Regions from separate parts of the Homo sapiens genome. Here region 1 is linked to region 2. Evidence: read pairs that join two places in POLR2A ChIA-PET (ENCODE). Cell type or tissue: A673. All regions are shown on one strand. Each heading gives the region's core, and the rest is flanking DNA. Links, peaks and the distances in the headings are about the cores only.

Region 1 (2,923 bases), core at 114-2,613, 340 kb after region 2:
AATTTTTAAATAACTACTGCCATTTCTGTAATACTGGGAATTGTTTAGGGACCACTGATACATTAATGCCTAAGATTATATTCCAGTATTGTAAAAAATCATAAGTACTTGAGTTTGTTTACTCATGGAAACATGAATATTATTTTTGATGTTTAAATCATATTATTTGTGCATATTTATGCCTTGTAGATTGTAAAGGCATTTGTTGGTGGTCATTCAAGATTACTTTAGGTATAAACTTACAGTAAATGCTGGATAACTTAGGAAATCCATGCTAAATTGGTGGAATTTAAAGAATATTTTAAATGTAATGTTAATATTTTAAGTATATCTAATAACTTAAGTTGCCAATGAAGCATTTCTAAGCAGATCCTAAAAAGCCAACCTTCCATGAATAATTGGGACTTTAGCTTGCAATCATATATGACAACTGACTTGCTAAAATCTTAAAGTTTAGCCCATTAAGCAAACAAAAATGCCCTTATGTATTTAGCAGAGTCTTTCTTCACAGTGTTAGTGTAAGAGTCTAACCCAGTTAGGGTCATCTAATCAGATTAATGAGGATTCCACATTTGTACACAAAAATATAGCTACATACAGCTATATTTTTATGTATTAAGAAAACACTTTTATATCAATGCATTTTATAGTTGTGGTCATATGATATAGTTGACTTGTACTAAAAATCTTGGATTTGATAGCATTTAAATGACATCTTGATGATTAAAATGTGTACCTTTTCAAATGGGGAAAAATTACTAGGCTCAGTTAACTGATAAAATACAAGAATCATGTAATCATTTATTTTAGGCAGGCTGTTGTTAAAACTGTTCTCTGAAATTATAAGTGCCTTACTATGAATATATCATCTCTTATGTGAGCCCTGAAATTTTCTGTAGGTGTAAAACAGGAAAGAATAGTACCACTCTAAATTTTATGATTACCAAATTCCACTGGGCCTTCAGCACTATTGGTCAGTTCCCAATTTCTGTAAGCAAATCATTATTTCCTCCATTAAACCAATAATCCTATACCCACTCCACACAACTTCATAAAGAAATTGGGAGCTTCAGATGCGAGCATGCTGTAAACCTGTTTGCCTGCTCTCTTTCGCTCAAGGCACAATTGATAGTGTTTTGTCCTCCCTATAAGATGAGTCTCTCAGGTTATGCTGTGGATCTCATTCCCTTCCTCTTTTCAGGAAAAGAGAGACTATCGACTCTCTCTTTTCTTGCATCTTTAACTTACTCCTTTCAGTTATATCCTTCTCATCAGCTTTTTAAAACATGCTTACATCTCTCCCAGCCTTCTGACAACCCCTCCATATTTCCTCCACCAGTCTTCAGACAACCTCTGTGCTTTCCTCTCCAGATAACTACATTCCTTCTTCATCGTCATGGCCAGAATGCTTAGAGTTACATACACTGTTCATGACCTCCCCTTTACTCTTAACTCACTGTAGTGTGTCTTGATTTCCCACAACTAAAACAACTTTACTAAGGTCACCAGTGACTCCAACAAACTTTTGTACTAAACCAAACACATTTTTGTCTTGATCCTATTTGACTGTTGAGTAGTATTCAGTACCTCTGACATACCTAACTTCTTAGAATGCTTGATATCCATGACGACATCACATTTTTGGCCTACTTCCTATCTAAAATGATATAATGACTTGATATCTATATGTACATCAAAGATGTCTCTTCTTAGCTCAAGACATTTATATCAAACCAATGAGGATTTTATCTTTTTTTTTTTTTTTTTAAGAGACAGAGTTTTGCTCTTGTTTGCCAGGCTGGAGTGCAATGGCGTGATCTCGGCTCACCACAACCTCCGCCTCCTGGGTTCAAGCAATTCTCCTGCCTCAGCCTCCCAAGTAACTGAGATTACAGGCATGCACCTCCATGCCTGGCTAATTTTGTATTTTTAGTAGAGACGGGGTTTCTCCATGTTGGTCAGGCTGGTCTCAAACTCCCAACCTCAGGTGATCCGCGCATCTCAGCCTCCCAAAGTGCTGGGATTACAGGCATGAGCCACCGTGCCCGGCCAAGGATTTCATCTTAACTTGTACGTACTCAGACTCAGTATGTGCAAGACTGCGTTCATCTTCTTTTTCCCTAAACCTATCCTTTCCCTGGCTGTCCTTAATTCATTTTGATAAAAGCAACATCCACCCAGCTGTCCAAGCCAGATACATAGAAGTCACCTTGATTCTTCTTCTCTTAACCCCCTGTCCAATCAGATACCCAGTCCATTCTCTTCTACCTGCTCGAATAGCTCTCAAATTTGCCCACTTCGTTTGGTTTCTTTTCTTCTTTCTGCCAATCTTACTCCAAGCCACTGTTCTCTTTACCTAGCCTAATGCAATAACAATAACAACTTAATTGTTCTTTCAACATCCATGCTTGCCCTCCTCCAATCTGTTCTCTGTACTGGATCTACAGTAGTTGTTTGTTTTTTTTTTTCTAACTGAAAATATATATGTGATTCCTTTAGGAATAAAATAATTTTAGGGAACAAAAGAGGTTGTGGTTTTTATTCTTTTGGATTAAAATATTTCTAAAGCATATCGCGTAATACTACCTTTTTCTAAAAGCAGTATAATGTACATTATTTAATGTAATATTTACTCAAGATTTAATTATTGCATTCTTATAATACACATACTGTCTTGGCTCTTAGTCCTTACACTAAATGACATATGTCTGTAAAGATTGTGAATTTTTCTCCAAGTTTTCTTTCTTCTAAGCTATATATTGTCAATTGTCAGTTTTTACATATGATAACTTTCTGGACAGTTCTTCAGAATTCCACTTGGGATGGGGCTTATTGATAACCTATGTAGTCATTTTGACCTATGGCTCACCTGAGTTGCCAGACTTACTATTTGTTTTGTTTGCTTTTCACTTTAAGTTAAACG
Region 2 (2,923 bases), core at 233-2,732:
CCTTCTCCCCTTTATCTGAATAACCCCACTCATCCTCCTGGCCTTAGGTTTGATGTTACCTGCTCTGGAGAAGCATCCCTGATCTTCTTGACCCAGTTAGATATTCCTTTTCTGGATCCCAGTGTCTCTGATATGAAATTGCCCATTTTCTGTCTTCCCTACTAATCCATAAGCCCTTTCCAGTCATGGACTGTGTCTTGGCTCCCCCAACACTTAACATATTACCTGACACATAAAAGGCATTCAATAAATACTGATTCAGTCAGAAGCAATATCAAGTGTTCTTGGTTTGCTGAAGATAGAGTCTCTAGCCATCCTCACCCTCCTCGGCAAAGAACCAATCAAATCTTTGGGATTCGATTGGTTCAACCACAAAACCATTTCCTATTCCTCCTCCTTTACCTCTTACATAAAGAGGGAAATAAAGGAAAATGACCATTGAAGGTTTTGTATCAAAATTCCTTTTTGGAAGACTACTTATAATTTCCTACTTTAGTCTGTCTGGTCATGAAGAAGTCTGAACTACACAAATGCTGTGGCCATGTCATGAGACATAAAATTAGAGAAATGATTCAAATGCTTTTGGTCCCTTCCTTTATTTGACTGCTAATTAGGAAGAGAATATTGAGATGGACATGACACTGGTTAATAAAAACCTCAGTTTCCTGAACTGATGCCAGGTTTATTCTTTTGAGACTAGAGCAGATGATCTACCCACCTTAAAGGTAATAAAATAATCCAAGTGGATGCCCACTTTGCCTGCAACTTTGCTTGCACTCCATTCCTATACCTATACACTTTGAGAAAAAAGATAACAGGATTTTCCCCCCACAGATAATTCTTCTGTTTCTACTCCTCAGTTCCTCCATCCTTAACCCACAAAAGGTTACACCTCTCAGCAACATCCATCTGAAGAATTTATACTCTATATTACAAATTGTTGATGGTTATCACTTACATAAGTGATCTTTTCCTGCTGCTTCTTGAAAAGAGAAAGTAGGATATTTGCTTTACTAGGTGGAATATGTAAGTTTTTTTACATCAATTTTTTTGTGCTTTTACACAAACTAGAACATGGGAGCAAATGACTTGTTTCTTTGTGCTTTTGCTGCTACTTACTGAGGGAATTCCTTAATTACTTCCTTCCTTCCTTCCTTCCTTCCTTCCTTCTCTTTATCCTATATGCACATGGTAGAAATTTGGGTTAATTAAAAGGGAGTTAGATATACCTATTACCCCAAATAGGACACTCCCAGTGCATTTGTATTACAGCGGCTTGCAAAATAAATGCTGGGGTTTTTTTCTGCATGCAGAAATTAAGCAACAGGATTATGTTTCCAGCTATGTTAACTGCCAGTCTATAATTATCAGGGCAACATCTCTCCACAGCTCATCTTCAGCTTATCAGTCTAGGAGTGCTAAATGTGCACATGTGGGACTTTTACTAAGTCAGTACCATTATTTTGCTTTCAAATTATTTCCTATTCCTAGAAGTTTATATTCAGTCATTTGAAGACTGTGCAATTAAAGAAGATATCTAACTGAGCTTAAGCTCATTTAAAGTAACCAAGCACCTTTTACCTCCTCATCCATCTTGGACTTCAGTTCCCCACCCCCAGCTATGTTCATTCTAACTACTATGAGATAATATTATTTGATGGAGAAGGTGGAGGCAAAATGGATTTGTGTAGCTTTATGGTCCCTTCTCCTGTTAATGATCTTCCTCATTTGTATTCTTCTCCTTGCTTTTCTCTATATTTTTTCAAGCATTGGTCCATTCAGAACTTTGGCATCCTCCAGCACTTTCTAATGTTTTGTGCCATTTTTATATTTGCCTTGCATTATGATTTTCCTCCATCTTCTTCTACCATATTTCTTTGCTTGAAACCACACCTTCACATACCATAAAGGGAAGAGATTTTTTTTCAGTTGTGTTCCTGCCTCTTCAAATTCCTCTGTGGTCATAAAAAAGCCTGTCTTGCCAAAATGTCACGTAGCTATAACCTTGCGCCAAATAGTACATCTTGTTTCCAAAAGCTGTTTTTTTGGCAGCTGGTAGGAACATGGATTATTCATATCTGCAGAAATCACAATCCCTGTGGAGGATTTGATTCTTCTCCCCCAGGTTGTGGCTGTGATTGGAAATAAGGTGTTTCATTTGGACTTCTACAGGAAGAAGACACCTGGAGGCAGACACAGAAGGAAGAGCGAGGTATTCAGTATGCTCCATGCACTCTATGTAATTTTCGGATACCTATATAAAATGTTTTGGCTTTTAACGCTTAGCATTTGGGGAAAAAAATCATAAAATGAAAAACCACTTTTAATTGACTCTTCAAAAATTACTTTAAATGTGTTCTAAAACTTGGCTTTAAAATTTCTTCATACAGTTTTGACCTATGTTAAGAGATACAGGTACTTTAAGAAAGTGTTTCTGGAAAATTGTATTTGAGGCAGTTTATCAGCTGAAGGCACAGCTAAGGCATCGCTAAGGGAATCTGTTACCCTGGGATACTAATTAACTCCAAATATTGCATATAAATTAAGCTAGCAGCTACTGAAAGAAACAGCTTATGGGAAAGAAAAAACTAAAGAGGTTGGAAAGAAAAGCACTGTCTTTTCTAATTAGAGAAAAAGACATCAGGGGTATGGGAGAAACCCTTTTCTCTCCATCCCAGCCTTCTATTCTTTTTCTAGTAGCTTCCATCCTTTTCTCTTTCCTTGTTTTCCTTTCTCCTTTCTCCACAGCAGGTGTGATTTATTGGATAGCATGACCAGGGAAAGTGTCTCTTCCTACAGGGGACTGCTCTCCTTGTCTCTTTTGTGTGTGTGTGTGTGTGTGTGTGTGTGTGTTTGTGTGTGTGTGTGTTAAGAACATTTAATGTGAGATCTACCCTCTTAACAAAAATTTTTGTTTTGTTTT

Evidence for each region. ChIA-PET counts read pairs that join two places held together with the same protein. Peaks named below come from ENCODE experiments on the same cell type or tissue, not always from the same donor. Only the 100,000 strongest peaks of a DNase experiment are listed, where the experiment ranks them.
Region 1: POLR2A ChIA-PET joins it to region 2 with 5 read pairs; 1 of 35 experiments calls an interaction of 5 or more read pairs at or near these places.

The regions. Positions count from the first base shown.
Region 1 is chr14:58,333,562-58,336,484 of GRCh38, forward strand. The region is part of intron 11 of ARID4A (AT-rich interaction domain 4A); the gene reads left to right. Among named protein-coding and RNA genes, the nearest start is that of ARID4A, 36 kb to the left of the region's middle. In A673, for the core only: no CTCF peak of the experiment used is centred there; no DNase peak of the experiment used is centred there.
Region 2 is chr14:57,997,667-58,000,589 of GRCh38, forward strand. No RefSeq gene overlaps it. Among named protein-coding and RNA genes, the nearest start is that of SLC35F4, 130 kb to the left of the region's middle. In A673, for the core only: no CTCF peak of the experiment used is centred there; DNase peaks (open chromatin) are centred at 1,235 and 1,975; H3K4me3 peaks cover 428 bases; H3K27ac peaks cover 2,181 bases.